Regions from separate parts of the Homo sapiens genome. Here region 2 is linked to region 1. The links are chromatin contacts, found by Hi-C or POLR2A ChIA-PET in ENCODE. All regions are on one chromosome and are shown on one strand. Each heading gives the region's core, a stretch centred on a gene start or an enhancer-like site at or near the end of the contact. The rest is flanking DNA. Distances are from core to core; before and after follow the strand shown. Region 1 holds the start of LDAF1 (lipid droplet assembly factor 1). Region 2 holds the start of REXO5 (RNA exonuclease 5).

Region 1 (5,158 bases), core at 1,372-3,871:
CAGGGTGGTCTGGTTCCAGTGAAGGCCCCCTTCCATGTTGCAGGCTGCCAACTTCTCATTGTATCCTCACATGGTGGAAAGAGGGTAAGAGAGCTCTCTGGGAGTTATTCTTATTTTATTTTATTTTATTTTATTTTATTTTATTTTATTTATTTTATTTTATTTTATTTTATTATTTTATTTTATTTTATTTTAATGAGCCAGGGTCTCACTTTGTTGCCCAGGCTAGAGTGCAGTGGTGCAATCTCAGCTCACTGCAGCCTCCACTGCCTGGGCTCAAGAGATCCTCCTGCCTCAGCCTCCCATGTAGCTGGGACTACAGGCATGTGCCACTATGCCCGGCTAACTTTTGTATTTTTAGTAGAGAAGAGGTTTCGCCATGTTGCCCAGGCTGGTCTCGAACTCCTAGACTCAAGCAATCCACCCACCTTGGCCTCCCAAAGTGGTGGGATTATAGGTGTGAGCCACTGGGATCTCTTTTATAAGGGCACTAATCCCATTTAGGAGGGCTTCACCTTCATGACCTAATCACCTCCCAAAAACCCCATGCCTAATCCCATCACATTGGGGGTTAGGATTTTAGAGGAACAGACATTCAGTCCATTGCAGCAAGTAATTGGGAAAGCATAGGAGAGGCTGCGCGTGGATTTTTTTAACCCAACCACTGCATGTTCCTTGAGGGCCAAGTCCTGATGCTATGGAGAGATGCTAGGATCCCAGCCCTGGAGGAACACATGATGTGATGGAGGAAGCATCTATCACACAAAGACAAGCAAAACTCTGCTGGCCCAGCCAAAAATGCCAGAGGTGGAAGGAATTTGAAGATTCACAGAGACGCCCCTAGATGGCACTCTTAAACAAAAATCCCAGTGGAAACCCTAACTCAGCTTTCCAAAGCAACTTCCATTTAGGGAATGATGATTGGAAGGCTGTAATCTAAGGAAACACACACACACACACACACACACACACAATCTTTTCCTGGGTGGGGAACCCAGCATTTTGCAGCTGAACAAAGTGCATGACGCCAGACAAGATTGGCTAAAACTTAAGAATTTAGGGATTCTTGTCTGTCCTATCCCCACCATTAGCTCTTCTTTCTGCTATTGTGGAATTACAGCAGGATTCTGTGGTTTATCATATCATTGTCGTGATCATCATCATAAATCATCATCCCAAGCAAATATTTTTGAGCCCCTACTCTGTGCCTCAATAGGTGCTAAGTTCTCGACAGCCACAGCCACACTATTGCACCAGTCCTCACTACAACCCTGTGATTGCTTCTTTTTTTTTTTTTTTTTTTTTGAGACAGGGTCTCACTCTGTTGCCCAGGCTGGAGTGCAGTGTCTTCACTGCAACTTCTACTTCCCAGGTTCAAGCGATACTTCTGCCTCAGCCTCCCGAGTAGCTGGGATTACAGGTGCGCACCACCATGCCTGGCTAGTTTTTATATTTTTAGTAGAGATGGGGTTTCACCATGTTGGCCAGGCTGGTCTGGAACTCCTGGCCTCAAGTGATCTGCCCACCTCAGCCTCCCAAAGTGCTGGGATTATAGGTGTGAGCCACCGCACCCTGCCAGCTTTTTGTTATCTAAAGACTTATTTTCCAGGTTGCTATGGCCACAGGCAAAGAGGAGAGGTCGGTCAACACAGGTCCCTGTCTGGAAAGTGGCTGAGAACTGTGCAACAGCAGACCAATGGTTGGGCTTATCCCTCTCTCTAATTTATGGTTGAAGCCATGGTTCAGAGAGGTTACTTAGTCACACAGTAAGTTGCCATCATGCTCTATAGCAGTGGTTCTCACCTCGGGACGATGGGGCCTTCCAGGGGACATTTGGCAATATTTTGAGACACAACTGGAGGTGGGGGGGGGCGGTTCTTGTAACTGGCATCTAATGGGTAGAGGCTAGGATATTGCTAAACATTCTACAATCCACAGCTCAGAAACAGAATTATTCCGCCCCAAATGTCAATAGCATACTATTCAGAAACCTTACTCTATAGGGCAGATTTGGGGCCAGGGGAAACAGGGGCTCCTGCTCCGACTTGGATCCATGCAAACCGAGGAATTTGGATTGATTTATCTTGTCTCTCTCAGCCTGGACTTTTTCATGTGTAAAATGGACATCCAATCCATCTGAAAGGATCTCACTGGCTTATGACATTCGCATTTGAGCAGTCATGGTTAAAAACTTCCAGCCAGGGTGATACTTCATCACGTGTGTGTCTTGAGCGCCAGAGACGTTCCAGAGCAGCTGGTTTTAGGCATACAGGAGGGGAAACCCTGACACCCTTGGAAAACTCATTCTCGGCTGCCAGTCTGCCTGTCTTGAAGGTGGTCTGAGCTTTCTCACTCCAAGCCAGTCGTGTGGGAAGGGACACTCTCTGAGCCTCAGTTTCCTCAGCTGTCAACCTCTCAGGGCTTGTTCTAGTGGCTCCGAAAGCCAGTGGGAGCGAGCGCGCTTTGCAAAGCCTTGGGCGCCGGGCCTTGGCGCGCCTTTGCCGGATCCTTCCGGCCACGGGCGGGGCGAGCCCAGAGGAGAAGAGCCGAGGGGCGGTGCCCGGGCCAGGGGGCGGAGGCAGGCGGCTCTGGCTCCCTCTCGGGACGCTCTTTCCTTCTTCCTCTTGTTCCTCCTCCTGCCTCTCTTCGCTTCGCCTGCAAACGCGGTGGGGGCTGCTCGGCGGTCAGGAGCAGGTGAGAGCTCGGAGCTTGGGGGTGGGGGTCCGGGTGCCCCGGGTGGCTAGACCCCTCTCGCCGGGCGGGGACAGAGGAGGAGCGCGGGGGCGACGGCGTGAGCGCGCTATCGGGGTCCCACGCCCGTAGCTTTCTGCCCCGGGGTTAGTGTAAGGGGCGTCTCCTGCTTATGAGTCGCCGGGACGGGGCTGGGAGCGCACGAGGAGACACGATTCCTCCCCACCCCTAAATGCACACTCACCCCGCCACCCCCCAACACACACACACATACACACACACACTACCACTAGATTAGGTAAAATGGTAGCTAGCACCACCACACCCCGAGACTGTGCCCCTTTCTGGGGAACCTGGGGAAGACGTCGAGGCAAACCTCCCTAGGATTATTGAAAACGGGCGCCTTCCTCACCACCCAGCCCCTCTTCTCCACCGAGGTCCCCTTCCCCATCGCTGCAGAGAGATCTGCAAGTATCAAAGGGGGCTTCTTTACCCCCAAATTAATAACTAAGTACTCGACTCCCCTCTGAGTTCCCATTATTCAGTCTCTGTGCCTTCTGGGACGCGGACCCCCTCTCCACCTGCATTTCACTCCCTTCCTCCTCTCCTTGGGTCTCCCTGGCTTTTGAACGCTGAAAGGCTGGGCCCGGATGGGGAGGGGCGGCCAGTGTGAGCTCGAGGCGCCCTGTAGCTCCCATCCCCCAACCAGAGATGTGACCCCTCCTCCCAGCTTGAACTTTCGAGGTAGCCGTTTTCCCCTGGAGGTTCGGGGGTGGGAGGGCCAGGAGATTTATTTGGAGCCTTGGAAGGGGAAAGGGTTAGCTGGTGTTGGCCTGGCCCAGTCCCCCAGGCGTGAAGAAGGCGGGGCACTCCTTGGCCGCGCCGGGTTCTCGCTTTCCCTTCTCGGGAGACAGCTCCGTGCCTGGGGAGGCCCCTCCGAGGAGTGAGTGACCAGGGGGTCTGGGAATTGGTGGCCAGGTAGACGCATTTGAAGGCTGTGGCCGATGGCATTCGCCCCACGCACTCTCTCATCGGACTCCCCAAACCGGTCTGGGTGGCACTTGAGGCTCCCAGGCCAAAGGAGACCTGTAAGGGGAACTCCGCTTGTTTCTGCTTGCTGCAGAGATGAGATTATGGGAACTGAGTGCTGGGAACATCCCAAGTTCAAGACCTACGCCAGAGGCAGCTTCAAAGAGAGAATGTGGGGTGGTGGGATTAGTCCCCTCCTCAACTTTCCCCTCCAAAGGGTTTCTTGTTTTACAAAAGGGAAGTAGCAGAGGATGTCTAGCTGGGATGATTAAAATGTGCTTTAATTTGCATACTAGACCCTGTACAGCTTAGTAGTAGATAAAATTACCCCCTATATGATAAATAAATGTGAGGATCTCTCAATTAATTTTGGCCACGTGGACACAATCTTTTAAGCATTTGTACTGTAGGTCAGGTCAGTTTAAAGGGAGAAATGGAAAAGATATCTCTGTGTCCAGCCAGTTCTGGGAAATATAAAATAAGAATGATTTTTTTTTTATATTTGAAAACTCAACAAGGGTTAAAAAATATATCTAATTTAACCAATTGCCTTTATTAAAAATAAGTAAAAATTGTATGAGATTGGGACACCCCTCAAAATTCCAGGCAGTTTAGTTAGAGTATAATTACTGTGGTGAGGTCTGCCCCCGAGGTGCAGTTCTCCTTAGCAGGGATAGACTTACCCACAAGTAAGTAGATGATGATGTATGGAATGATGGAATTGGGAGCCAACCTGTACAGTAATAAAGAAGAGAAACAGGTCAAGGCTACTGTTGTACAAGGAAAGCTTTCTAGGGAGAATAAAAGGCAATGAGATTTGAAATAGTGTGTTCAGCTTTCTTGCTTTCTGTATATTTTCAGCATTTTGTCAAGCTAAAAAATAAACATAAGCTGTCAGAGATAATACTATTAACATTTTATCATCTTTTTTTAAAAGTATCATACACATCTTTTCACATCACTAAACAGTCACACTATCATTTTAATGACTGAATTTATCATTATTTAACCAATTTTCTCCTAATGGAAATACAGTTAGCTACTTTCCAATGTTTTGCTAGTCATTATATGTTATAAACAGGGATGCAATGCACAGCCTTTTAGTACATTTTGAGATACCTGTTGGATTATTTCCATCATGTTCCTGGAATATAAATTCCTGGATTGAAGTGTGTGCAATCTGAAATTGTTGTGAATATTGCCAGGTTACCCTCCGTCTGCATGCCCACCATCAAGGTATGAGGATGGTAGAAGCTCTCGTCGAACCAGATGGATGAAGACCACTAACGGCTTTTGTTTCCTCTGGTAACAGCAAGAGACAGAGCGACATGAGAGATTGGACCGCGGGCTGCACTGGAGAATTTACTGGTAGGATAATTCATCCCTAAAGAGATTGAAGTGAGCTTCAGAATGGCAAAAGAGGAGCCCCAGAGTATCT
Region 2 (5,158 bases), core at 673-3,172, 350 kb before region 1:
GCAGTGAGCCGAGATCATGCCACTGCACTCCAGCATGGGCAACAGAGCGAGACCCTGTCTCAAAAAAATAAATAAATAAAATAAAATAAGAAAAAAAGAGAAGAGCTTACTGAGGTCTTAAGTGCAAGTAAAACAAACTACTTGGTATTAGCAGGTAGAGTTTTAACTAGGCAGACACCTCCTGTAGTTTTCTGTGTTTGCTAAGAGTGGGAAGTGCCAGGATTTGGGAATAATAAATATCATTTATTGACTGCTTACTACATAGCAGGTACTAAAATTAAACTAAGATGATGGCCTCCTTTAATCCTCAACAAGTGTAGTAGCTAGAAACTTTTCCTACCTATATTTTATGGATGAGAAAACTGATTCTTAATTTGCCAAAGAACATAGCTTTGGTATGTGAACCCAAGACTGTCCAATTCTGAAGCTCATGCTATTTGCTATTATATTACATCTTTCTAGTAATCAGAAATATGCACAGCGCATCCAGGAATCAGGGAGGACACAATAATTCATATTGTGAATTAAAAGGATCACTAGGCCAGGCACCGTGGCTCACACCTGTAACCCCAGCACTTTGGGAGGTTGAGGCGGGTGGATCACCTGAGGTCGGGAGTTCGAGAACAGTCTGACCAACATAGAGAAACCCCATTTCTACTAAAAATACAAAATTAGCTGGGTGTGGTGGTGCATGCCTGTAATCCCAGCTACTTGGGAGGCTGAGGCAGGAGAATGACTTGAACCCGGGAGGCAGAGGTTATGGTAAGCCGAGATCGCACCACTGCACTCTAGCCTAGGCAACAAAACTCCGTCTCAAAAAAAAAAAAAAAGATCACTAGAAAATGGGTTTGTAAAAAGTAGAGGTTCCTCTTCAAAGACTTCCTTCCCCGTCTAATTAGGAATAAATAGTAACTTCTCTTAGAGCAAAATTTATTCAAAGACCTGTGCTAACATTCTTAAATATCTGCTAGATATAATAAAGAAATCAATGTACTTTATGTTCTTAGCTCCCACAATTTAGCCTAAATATTTGCCCTGGCATGCTTATACTGGTCCAATCAAACATTAGGTCATAGCCTGTTCCTCTTCCTTACTTAAAAGTGTTTTTACCTTTCTCAGCATTCCACAAGTTACTTCCTTCTTCCTTTGTTCTCCTCTGCCTTTGCCTCTTTTAAAAAGTTCTATGTTGCTAGTCAGTCGGGACAAATACAGAATGTGAGGTCCCGTTCCAGCCAAAGGAAACCGGACACAGCAGTAGGGTGGACGCGCCACGTTATAAATGACCCTGTCTCCTTTGTTCAGTGTACTCTCCTGGCAAAACTGCTGGCGAGTGTACCCTTTCTGCAGGAAGTAAAAATGGCCTTACTAAATAAATTAAATTTAAGTTTAAGTTCTATTTCTTTACAGCACCGAGGAACGAGCATTTCGAACAGGTTGAACACCTTGACAGATTCAGTGTGTGGCCTGCCTGAGACCTCCAACCAGTCTGCAGGGCACTGTCACGTCCAGTCGTTTCCCAAGGCCTAAAATAGGCAGGCACTGGCTCAAGGCCACACAGTCAAGGCCCCAGGGTTCGTCCGCCTCGGGCTCCTGTCACCCTCGGGTAGAAGGTGGCCCAAGGCTGAAGACCGAGGTCCAGGGAGGCGCCTTTCCAACCGTGCCAGAGAGGGCAGGTCGCAGACGCCGGGGCTGCGGGGAATAGAGGCCCTCACCGCAGATGCCACCTGCCGTGCCCTGCTCTGCGGCCAACGCCAGCGCTGGACCCGGAGCTACCCGCCCCCGACCCGGAACTCCCTCGAGTACCGCGCGAGCCGCTTGGTCGCCATTCCCGACACTCCTTGCTTTTCCAAGTCCAGCTGCCGGAAGTCGCTCGACTTCTACTTCCGGTCCGTTCAAAAAGCCCGCGAGGCTGAGGGGCGGTTGTTGTTGGCAGCTGTGGCTAAGGAGGGGAGAACCTCTGCTCCCCGCCCGTCTTCTCTTCTGCGTTTCCCGGGCTAGGGGGCGTGGGGAGTGGTTTTAGGCGGCGAAGCCGCTCGGCAGCACCTTCCTTCTTTGCCAGGCAGACGCCCGTTGTAGCCGTTGGGGAACCGTTGAGAATCCGGTAACCGATGCGGACGGTAAAGCCGTTTGGGTTAGAGCGGCGCGGGTGTCCAGTCCGCGGAACGGGGAGATCGTTGGCACCTTCGCTTTTTTAGGGGAACGGGGATAGTTCGGTAAACTGAATTGAGAAGCGGATCCGAGGGAGGTTGAAAGCTGTCAAGCCCGTGTAGCTCTCCCGCTAGGAGGCGGCACGCGGGGGAATAGGGGCGCTGGAGTTTCCCCAGCTCTACCTCATCTTTCTCCACAGCCATGGAGCCAGAGAGGGAAGGGACCGAGAGACACCCCAGGAAGGTCAGGGAAAGCAGGCAGGCCCCAAATAAGCTGGTCGGGGCAGCTGAGGCGATGAAAGCCGGTTGGGATCTCGAGGAGAGTCAGCCCGAGGCCAAGGTGAGCAACGGGGATCCCGAGCAGGCGGCCCTAGGCGGTTTGGAGCTCCCGGACCCTCGCCCAACCGCCGTCGGGGGCACTGGATTCGGGCGGGCTCTCCGCCCTGGCCTCTCCGAACCTGATCCCTGATCATTAAAATGGGAATGAGTGTAATACCACCTTCCTGCAACAAGGCTGTCATTGGCTGTCACTGGGATAGTGAGTCGGCCGAGTGCGGTGGCTCATGCCTGTAATTCCAGCACTTTGGGAGGCCGAGGCGGGCGGATCACGAGGTCAGGAGTTCGAGACCAGCCTTGTCAACATGGAGAAATCCCCGTCTCTACCAAAAACACACACACAAAATTAGCCAGGCGTGGTAGTGGGTGACTGTAATCCCACCTACTTGGGAGGCTGAGGCAGGAGAATCGCTAGAACCCAGGAACCAGAGGTTGCAATGAGCCAAGACCACGCCATTACACTCCACCCTGGACAACAAGAAAGAAATCACGTCTCAGAAAAAAAAAAAAAAAAAAAAAAACTGGGATGGTGGGCCGGGTGCAGTGGCTCACGCCTGTAATCCCAGCAGTTTGGGAGGCCAAGGCGGGAGCATCATTTGAGGCCAGGAATTCAAGACCAGCCTGGGCAATATAGCAAGGACCCCATCTCTTAAAAAAAAAAAACAAAAAACAAAACAAAAAAAAAACTGCCTGTACATAATAGGAATGTTCATCGATATCCTGGGGCACAAAAATACAATTCCTTGCCCTCGTGCAGTTTACATTCCAGTAGGGCGGGGGTCCCCAACCCCCTGTGCACAGACTAGTACCTGCCTGTCCATGGGGTCCCCAACCCACTGTCCACAGCTGGCCTGTTAGGAACCGGGCCACAAAGCAGCAGGAGGTGAGCGGTGGCCGATAGAACGTTACCCCCTGAGCTCCACCTAGGCATTAGATTCTCATAGGAATGTGCCAAACCTATTGTGAGCCCTATTGTGAACTTTGCATACGAGGGTCCTAGGTGGCATGCTGCTTATGAGACTCTAATGATAAATGTAATGCACTTGAATCACCCCGAAACCATCCCCCCAGCCCTTCTCCCAGTCAGTGGAAAGATTATCTAACACGAAACCGGTCCCTGGTGCCAACGGTTGGGGACCGCTGCAATAGGGGAATAAAAAGGCTGATTATCCCTATCATCCTTACCATTTACTGAGAACTAAATATACTTCATTCATCCCTTCAGTCGTTCATTGGGCTTTTTTGTTTGTTTTTGTGTTTGAGACAGGGTCTCTGCTCTGCTGGACTCAGGCTGGACTACAGTGGTGTGACAAGGATCCTCCTGTCTCTGCCTCTTACAGGCATGAGCCACTGCACCCAGCTATTCATTGGTTTTTATTGTCTGCCATGTGCTGGGGCACTGACCTAGGTGCTTGGGGTACATCAGTGAATCAAGTTCACTGCCCTAGTAGGTCTTATATTCTAGTGGGCAGAGACAAATGATAAAAATAAGTTATAATATGTGAGAGAGGGATTAGGGATGTGATTTTTTTTTTTTTTTTTTTTTTTGAGGTGGAGTCTCCCTCTGTTGCCCAGGCTGGATTTGGCTCACTGCAACTTTTGCCTCCCAGGTTGAAGTGATCCTCCCACCTCAGTTCCACCAATTAGATGGGACTACAGATGTGTGCCACTGTGCCAGCTAATTTTTCTTTTTTTTGTAGAGACGGGGTTTTGCCATGTTGCCCAGGCTGGTCTTGAACTCCTGGACTTAAGCGATCTGTCCACCTTGGCCTCTGCAAGTTCTGGGATTACAGGCATGAGCCACTGCTTTTTTTTGTTTTTTTTTCGTTTGTTTTTTTTTAAAGAGAGACAGGGTCTCCAACTCCTGGGATCAGGAGATTCACCTGCCTCAGCCTCCCATAGTGCTGGGGATTACATGTGTGAGCCACTGCACCCAGCTGAAAATTTTTTTTATTAAAGTGGGATTCCAGTTTTTTTGCCTATCAAATTTGCAAAAAAATGTTTAATGTTTATGTGGTTAGTGTAAGGAGATTGACAATCACATATTTTGTTATGTTGAAACAATCTCAAACTTTTAGAAAAGTTGTAAGAATAGTATCAAAACCTCCCCTCAACCAACATTTGAAAGTAGTTGCTGACACAATGGTCTTTTTCTACCCACCCTCAAGATATTTTATTATATATTCTCTATAAACCTACATAATCACAATGCAACCATCAAAATTGGAAATTACCATGGATATATCATGACCATCTACTCCTCAGATGCCATCCAAATTTTCTGTAGTTGTTTGAATAACGCTTTTTAGCAATAAGATCCAGTCTAGAATTGTGTTAAATTTAATTGTCATGTCTCCATCAAACAGTTCCTTAGTCTTCCCTTGATATTCATGACTTTACTGCATTTGAATAATCCTGGGCCAATTATTTTGTTGAATGTCCCTTAAATTAGATTTGTCTGTTTCTTCATTGATTAGATTCAGGTTATATACATCTTTAGCAGGAATATCACAGGAGTGATACTCTGCTCCCTTGCAGATTGTACACAATTTGATTTGTCCCATTATTGGTGATATTAACCTTGATAACTAGATTAAGATAGTTTCTACTAAAGTTCTCTAAAGTTATCTTTTTCTCTGTGTAATTTTCATTCTTATTTTTTTGAGACAGGATCT

What was found. A loop is a pair of places that touch in the nucleus more often than their neighbours do. ChIA-PET counts read pairs that join two places held with the same protein, here RNA polymerase II (POLR2A). Pooled maps may share reads with other maps.
Region 2: a loop to region 1 is called in a map of endothelial cell of umbilical vein, with 12 times the contacts of the local background. The contact joins the promoter of REXO5 here to the promoter of LDAF1 in region 1. A Hi-C loop is called at or near these places in 5 of 168 maps with a recorded cell type or tissue (IMR-90, MCF 10A, PC-9 and 2 more) and 12 of 50 pooled maps. POLR2A ChIA-PET finds 5 or more read pairs at or near these places in 6 of 52 experiments (AG04449, HepG2, WTC11 and 2 more).

What each region holds. Positions count from the first base shown.
Region 1 is chr16:21,156,053-21,161,210 of GRCh38, forward strand. It overlaps LDAF1 (lipid droplet assembly factor 1), which reads left to right and starts at 2,622. Exons shown (of 5, transcript NM_001301771.2): 1 at 2,622-2,694; 2 at 5,033-5,158. The coding sequence starts at 5,131. It also overlaps a transcript of DNAH3 not described here. RefSeq lists silencers at 2,502-2,631, 2,682-2,861 and enhancers at 3,119-3,619, 3,754-3,903.
Region 2 is chr16:20,804,605-20,809,762 of GRCh38, forward strand. REXO5 (RNA exonuclease 5) reads left to right here and starts at 1,923. Exons shown (of 20, transcript NM_030941.3): 1 at 1,923-2,101; 2 at 2,348-2,487. The coding sequence starts at 2,350. ERI2 (ERI1 exoribonuclease family member 2) reads right to left here and starts at 1,868. Exons shown (of 9, transcript NM_001142725.2): 1 at 1,804-1,868. The coding sequence starts at 1,826. RefSeq lists enhancers at 1,064-2,009, 1,758-1,867, 2,588-2,727.